Regions from separate parts of the Homo sapiens genome. Here region 1 is linked to region 2. A link is a loop called in an ENCODE intact Hi-C map of the cell type or tissue named here. Cell type or tissue: MCF 10A. All regions are shown on one strand. Links, peaks and the distances in the headings refer to the core of each region. The heading gives the core; the rest is flanking DNA.

Region 1 (2,903 bases), core at 207-2,706, 330 kb after region 2:
CTCCTGACTTCAGGTGATCTGCCCGCCTTGGGCTCCCAGTCTTGGGATTACAGGCATGAGCCACCACGCCTGGCCCAGACTCTTCTCAGCTTCTCGGCAGCATTTCTTCCTCTAGGGGATGAGGCAGAACCCACCCTGGAATGAGGATCTTCTGACCCACAGTCAGATTAGGGTCTTGAGATTCAGCTTCCTGAGGCCTAAACTGCCCCAACGTGATAACAAAAGGCTATAACCAGGGCTGTGTGAGTTAGGAGGCAGGAGCTGTGGATGAAGACACACACATTTATTTCACGGTGAAGCTCACATAACATAAGTTAACAATCTTATCAACTACTCCAGAGTGGACGATTCAGTGGCATTTAGTGCACTGTGGACGGATGATTCAGTGGCATTTAGTGCACTGTGGATGGAAATGCAGGGGAGTTGATTGCCCTGCCACTTGCTCCGAGCCTCTGAGAGGTGACTGCCACACCCTTTGGCATTGAACTCTACATCCTTTGGATCCGTCAGCACCTTTCCAGCAATTCCTTGGGTCAAGCATGTGGGATTCACTTGCTCTTAAAATGAATGGTTAACTGTGCCTGGGCTGGTACAACTTGGTGCTGTGTGACCCCAGCCGTCCTCAGCCCTCCTTCTCACACCTCCACCTTGGCCAGTACCCACCTGGATTTCTCTCTGGTCCTCCAAGCTGCTGAACTTGTCCCCTCCGCAGGGCCTCCAGCCTGGCATGCTCTTCCCTGGGAGCGCCGCGTGCTACTTCTTACAATTTTGGGTCTTGCTCAGATGATAACTCCTTGGGGCAGCCTTCCCCGACCACCCTCCCCAGGCACTCCCTGCCACAAATGTCCCCACTGCACTTACGCTGCGGGGAGTTCTCTATCCGCTTCCTTGTTCACCCTCACTGGTCTCCCCAGGAAAGCTCCAGGAGGGAGGCGCTGGTTCTGTGTATTCACCTGTGCTGGGGCTGGCACTCCAGGCAGAGCTGTGGCGGAAGGAAGTGGCCCGAGACAGCCTGATTCCATCTTTTGGTTTCTGTGTGTTTCCTCCTCATAGACCCGCACCAGCGAACAGGGAACCTGCAACCAGGGGGTGGACACTGAAATAAAAACAAAGTGAGACAGAAACTTCTGCTCCTGCACCGCGGCTGCCCCTGAGTGCTCAGTGGCGGGGCTGTGGCCGCCTGTGGTCGCGGTGCGGAACTTGCCTTGCAGGATGCTGTGCGGGGTAGCCTGGACCCCACCATGGAGGGTTAGCCTCCTGTCCCCGGCCCTCCAATGCCTGCACAGGGCGGGTTCTGCATGGCTGTCCAGGGGATGATGCAGGCGTCCAGATGCGGGAAACGGTGACTGGATGGAGCGACTGCTCTCCAGCCTTGTCCTAGCAGACAGCACCATCTGCTGGGCCCTGGGTTTGTGTCTGCAACTGGATGGGCTCTAGCGGGGTTCTGCCCAATCTAGCAATTCGAGGTGGCACATCTACACCAATATCCACCTGCTGTTTACCAGACGCCATGCCAGGCAGGTGGTCAGCAGTGTGCATGCGACCACTTGCTCACGGCCTGCACTGAGCTGTGTGTGGAGAGGGACCTGTGGGACCTGGGTGCTGCTTGTGGTGCAGGCCCAACCAGGCTCAGGGAGGGGCGTCTGCTGCTCTGAGGCCTCGGGGGGTGCCCACCCGCCCAATGGTCACCCACCACGTGCGGGGCAAATGCCCACCGCAGTGCTCACCTCCAGACAAACATCGCTGCCTTCCTGCAGCTCCGTTCCAGGCAGGGAGGCACAGATGAGACGTGGTGGGCAGATGAGGTTGTTTCAGGTTGTGTTAGACAGTGTGGAGGAAATCAACAGAATGCTGTGGACAGTGCCCCGGCGGTGATGGGCAGATTAGGGACTGCACGCAGGAGTCAGTCACGGGAGGGGAATGGCACCACTGTCCCAAAAACAGCAAAAACGAGTCCAAGCATGGCACTGATGGGACATCAGAGGAGACAAAAGGTGGTGGCTGTTGGTGGTGCAGTGAGGGGAGGAGGCTGGGAGGGAGGTGGAAGCTTGGGCAGGGCCCGTTGGGCTTCGCATTCTATTCTAAGCACCATGGGAAGCTGTCACCGGGCTTTAGGCAGCGCGACGACAGGATCCGATCGAGGCTTTCCGTGTTGCTAGCAAAGGAATTCAACATTCCTGACATGGGTGAATGGAGAGAAAAGTGATGGGGCTCTTTCCAGAGGTCAAGGTTAAGGGGACTCTCATGGATGGGATGCATCCTGGGACCAGCAAAGTGGGAAGTGGTCGCCTCGCCCAAGCCTGTGGGGACCAGAGAGGGAATGGTCCCCGGAGGCCCACAGAGTAGGGCCGAGGACAGGGGAGGACACAGGAACACGAGGGGCTGCCGAGGGAGCAGGAGGTGCAGCCGCCCTCAGATCTGGCCTGCAGGGGTGGAGCAGGAAATGACAAACACCCACCTCTTCTCCTGGGGATGGTGGAGCCTGAGGCACCACGTCCACGAGGTCCTCTTGGGGTGGAGGCAGACCTGGAGGGGCAGACACACTCTCAGCTTCCAGAAAACCTTGACTCCAAGAAGTCACACTGAGAGATACCCCTGTCGCTGGAGAGATCTCCTTTTCTGATATAACCACTTTATTCCCATATCTTTGGGGTGTCTGGGGAGGTGACTCAGTCCCTCCAAAGGGAATGAGCGTGAACTGGGAGGGTGTGTTGGACCCAGGAGACTTTCACGGCGATAACCACATCTCCCCTTGCCCTTTCAGCCTCCTTCAGTGGGACCCACTTCCCTTCCCTGCACCGAAAGGGGGTGGCTCGTGAGTATTTTTAGATGAGGAACCTCTGCCCATGCAGTCCCAGGCAATGAGCTGCGCTCTCAGTGTAGCTTTCCACTTCACTCCCCTC
Region 2 (2,903 bases), core at 214-2,713:
GGACGCATGCCCCTGCGCCTCCCCCGGGTGAGCTCCCAGCTCCCATCCCCAGCCCAGCTCTCAGCAGCCCAGGACAGGGCTCAGGAAAACTCATCTGTAAGGCGGGGCGGGAACAGCGTGCACCCGTGCACCTGGAGGGCTTGCTGGTGGAATGGTAAGGAGCCCATGCAGAAGGACCCAGCAGGCTTTGCCCACCACCCTCTCCTTCTGGAAGAACTGCACAGGCTGGGAAATCAGAAGGGATGGTGACAATTTTCTGGGTCTCTAAGAGGATGGTACTGAGGATGCATGCCCTCCCCACTCAGCCAGAAGACACTGGTGAACCACAGTATTGCTTGGGGAGTCGGGGGGGCGCTGCTGAACAAACCAACTTCCTTGTTACTCCTGGGCAAGGCAGGACCCTCTTCTGCCTCCAGGATTAGAGGGGTCCAGGGATGGGTGGAGGGGCCTCTCCTTGGAGCCCCTCCAGCCTCCACAGTTACCCCCACCCCCATCAACAGGGCAATAGACCGTCCTGCCCCGGTGCCCACAGCCACAGGACTGAACCTTCCTTATGAAGAGTGAATGGAAGGAGACTTGTGGCCATGAACGGGTCAATGCTGGGATGGCTGCAGTCCCAGGTGCAGTAGCCAGGCCTGCTCCACCCCACCCCACTCCCACTCCACTCTCAGGGGTCCTCAGGGCCAGGACATCCCTAGGGACCTCATACTCATGGCTCACTGTGACTTCACTCTGTCAGGCAGTGTTTGGGGCTGGGTGCTGAGGCTGGGTACTGAGGCTGTGTACTGAGACTGGGTGCTCAGGGCTGGGTACCGAGGCTGGGTGCTCAGGGCTGGGTGCTGAGACTGGGTGCTCAGGGCTGGGTGCCGAGGCTGGGTGCTGAGGCTGGGGACTGAGGCTGGGTGCTGACGCTGGGTGCTGAGGCTGGGTGCTCAGGGCTGGGTGCTGAGGCTGGGTGCTCAGGGCTGGGTGCTGAGGCTGGGTGCTGCTGAGGCTGGGTGCTTGGGCCTGAGCTGTGCTTACTTCTGCCTCCTCATCACCACCACAGCTCCACAAGGAAAGGGTCCCACCCATGTCACAGCGGGGAAACTGAGGCTCAGAGCAGGCACCTGCCCAAGGCCACCTGGCACATCACTGGGAGGGACCTGTGTGTCCAGCTGGCTGGGAGGCAGAGGGGCCACTACTAACCCCAGCTGCATGCAGGAGGTGTTATTGGGAGGTGGTCTGGCTAACATTCACACAGAGACCCCGTGGAGGGAGCCTGTTTCTGACTTGAGCTGTACATGCTGCGGCTGCCGGCACTGCAGTTGGCACAGTCCCGCCTGTGACACACCCTCGGGACCGCAAATACAGCTCAGAGTGGTTCTCACAGCTCCCAGCAACACCGTGTAATTCAGGCCCCTGCCACTGCCCGCCCTGTGCCCTTCCCTGGAGCCAGGGCCCATCTGAGAGGCTCAAGGCTGCACCTGGCTGGGTAACCGCGGGGCACGGGGCCTAGAACCATGGGTCTGGGCGGAGGCTGCACTGCCGTTCCTGCCTCAGGAAGGCGTGGTGTGCCCCCACGGTGCCCTTCCTTTCCCACCCATAGCTAGATTTAGAAATGCCCAGAAAAGCCTGCAGTTGGTTTCAGGACACGGACTCCTCTGACTCAGAAACTACAACCTCAAATGCCTCCTGAGAGGCAGGGCATCAGCTCAGGAGGCCAGTGGGGGCCTGCAGACATAACCACCAGGTGGGACTGTGCTGCCAAAACAAGCATCCTCCCTCCCACAGTTCTAACCCAAGTCCTTCTCAGTGCATATGTCACTTTCCCACCAAGACAAGAGCAGGAAGCATTTCACTGTCTCCTAAAAGCAGAAGAGCGATGCGAACGTGATGAGGAGGGGCAGCTGCTTGTGGTACGGGGAGGCCATGGGGACCGGGGGGCCCTGGGGACCTCGCCCTGAGTGCAGGGGTGGTAGCCACTCGCCTCCAGCATCGTTTCCAGCCAGAGGGGGAAGCCCAGCGTGGCCACATCTTCCTCTTCTTGTTTTATTTAAAAAAAAAAAAAAAGAAATCCCAAATTTTAGATAAAATGTCTGTGTTTTGGAATACTGACAACCAATTTTTAAAAATTTAAGCCTCTGTGGGCTAGGAGAAGCCCAGTCACTGGCCAGAGTCAGCCTTCAGACCACGGTTCATGACCGTCCTATTGAAATGCTTTTTCCCTGTGACCACCAGGCCCCAGGAGCGGGTGCTCGGGGACTGGCATTCCCAGGTGCTCCTGTACTGGCACAGGGCTCCTGCACCCCCCAGGTCAGAGCCACCCCAAGGCAGGTGCCCATGCCTGGGACGCTTCCCATGCCTGAAGCCTGGGAAGTGGCCGCCTGGGAGGAAGTGGCCACCTGCAGGAAGAAAGAGCGCACCGTGGCGGGCCCTGGGACTCCTCCCAACCTCCCACACGCTCCTCGACCACTGCCCTTCCCACTGGGTGCAGCCTTGGCAGGACTGTCTATCAATATCGGGGGCTCTCCCACCTTAGACAACCAGACCACCTCCCTGGCCTGCACACCCTGAGCGGGGAACACAAGCGCCAGGAGTAGGTGCAGCTGAATTTTCCCTAAGGCCAGGCCCAAATGCCTTCCACGGCACCAGTCCCCATGCCCAGCACCTTCATTGGGTGTGTGGCTTCAGCAAGAAACGCTGAGTAGTGCACGCCTGAGCCCTCCTCTCGGTCCCTGGCTGAGCCAGCCCACACCTGCATCCACCCCTGTGTTAACCTCAGGTCCTCACTCCCTCGCACCCTGCCAGCCAGTCCTTAGGGAGGACAGAAAGTTGAGCTCCCACCTACCTGCGGCAGTACAGACCAGTTGTGCCAGCATGACTGGGATCCACCGACTAAACCAGCACGCATGTGGCATTCT

What was found. Peaks named below come from ENCODE experiments on the same cell type or tissue, not always from the same donor. Only the 100,000 strongest peaks of a DNase experiment are listed, where the experiment ranks them.
Region 1: it touches region 2 in a loop (6-fold over the local background); 2 of 110 quality-filtered maps call a loop at or near these places.

The regions. Positions count from the first base shown.
Region 1 is chr12:130,760,362-130,763,264 of GRCh38, reverse strand. It overlaps LOC105370080 (a long non-coding RNA gene), which reads right to left. Exons shown (of 5, transcript XR_002957439.2): 2 at 2,459-2,526; 3 at 1,728-1,967; 4 at 862-1,076; 5 at 142-261. Among named protein-coding and RNA genes, the nearest start is that of RIMBP2, 46 kb to the right of the region's middle. RefSeq lists enhancers at 1,166-1,315, 560-1,365. In MCF 10A, for the core only: a CTCF peak has its summit at 1,398 (motif pointing left); no DNase peak of the experiment used is centred there.
Region 2 is chr12:131,092,032-131,094,934 of GRCh38, reverse strand. All of the region lies in intron 15 of ADGRD1 (adhesion G protein-coupled receptor D1), which reads right to left. Among named protein-coding and RNA genes, the nearest start is that of LINC01257, 72 kb to the left of the region's middle. RefSeq lists an enhancer at 2,837-2,903. In MCF 10A, for the core only: no CTCF peak of the experiment used is centred there; a DNase peak (open chromatin) is centred at 1,644.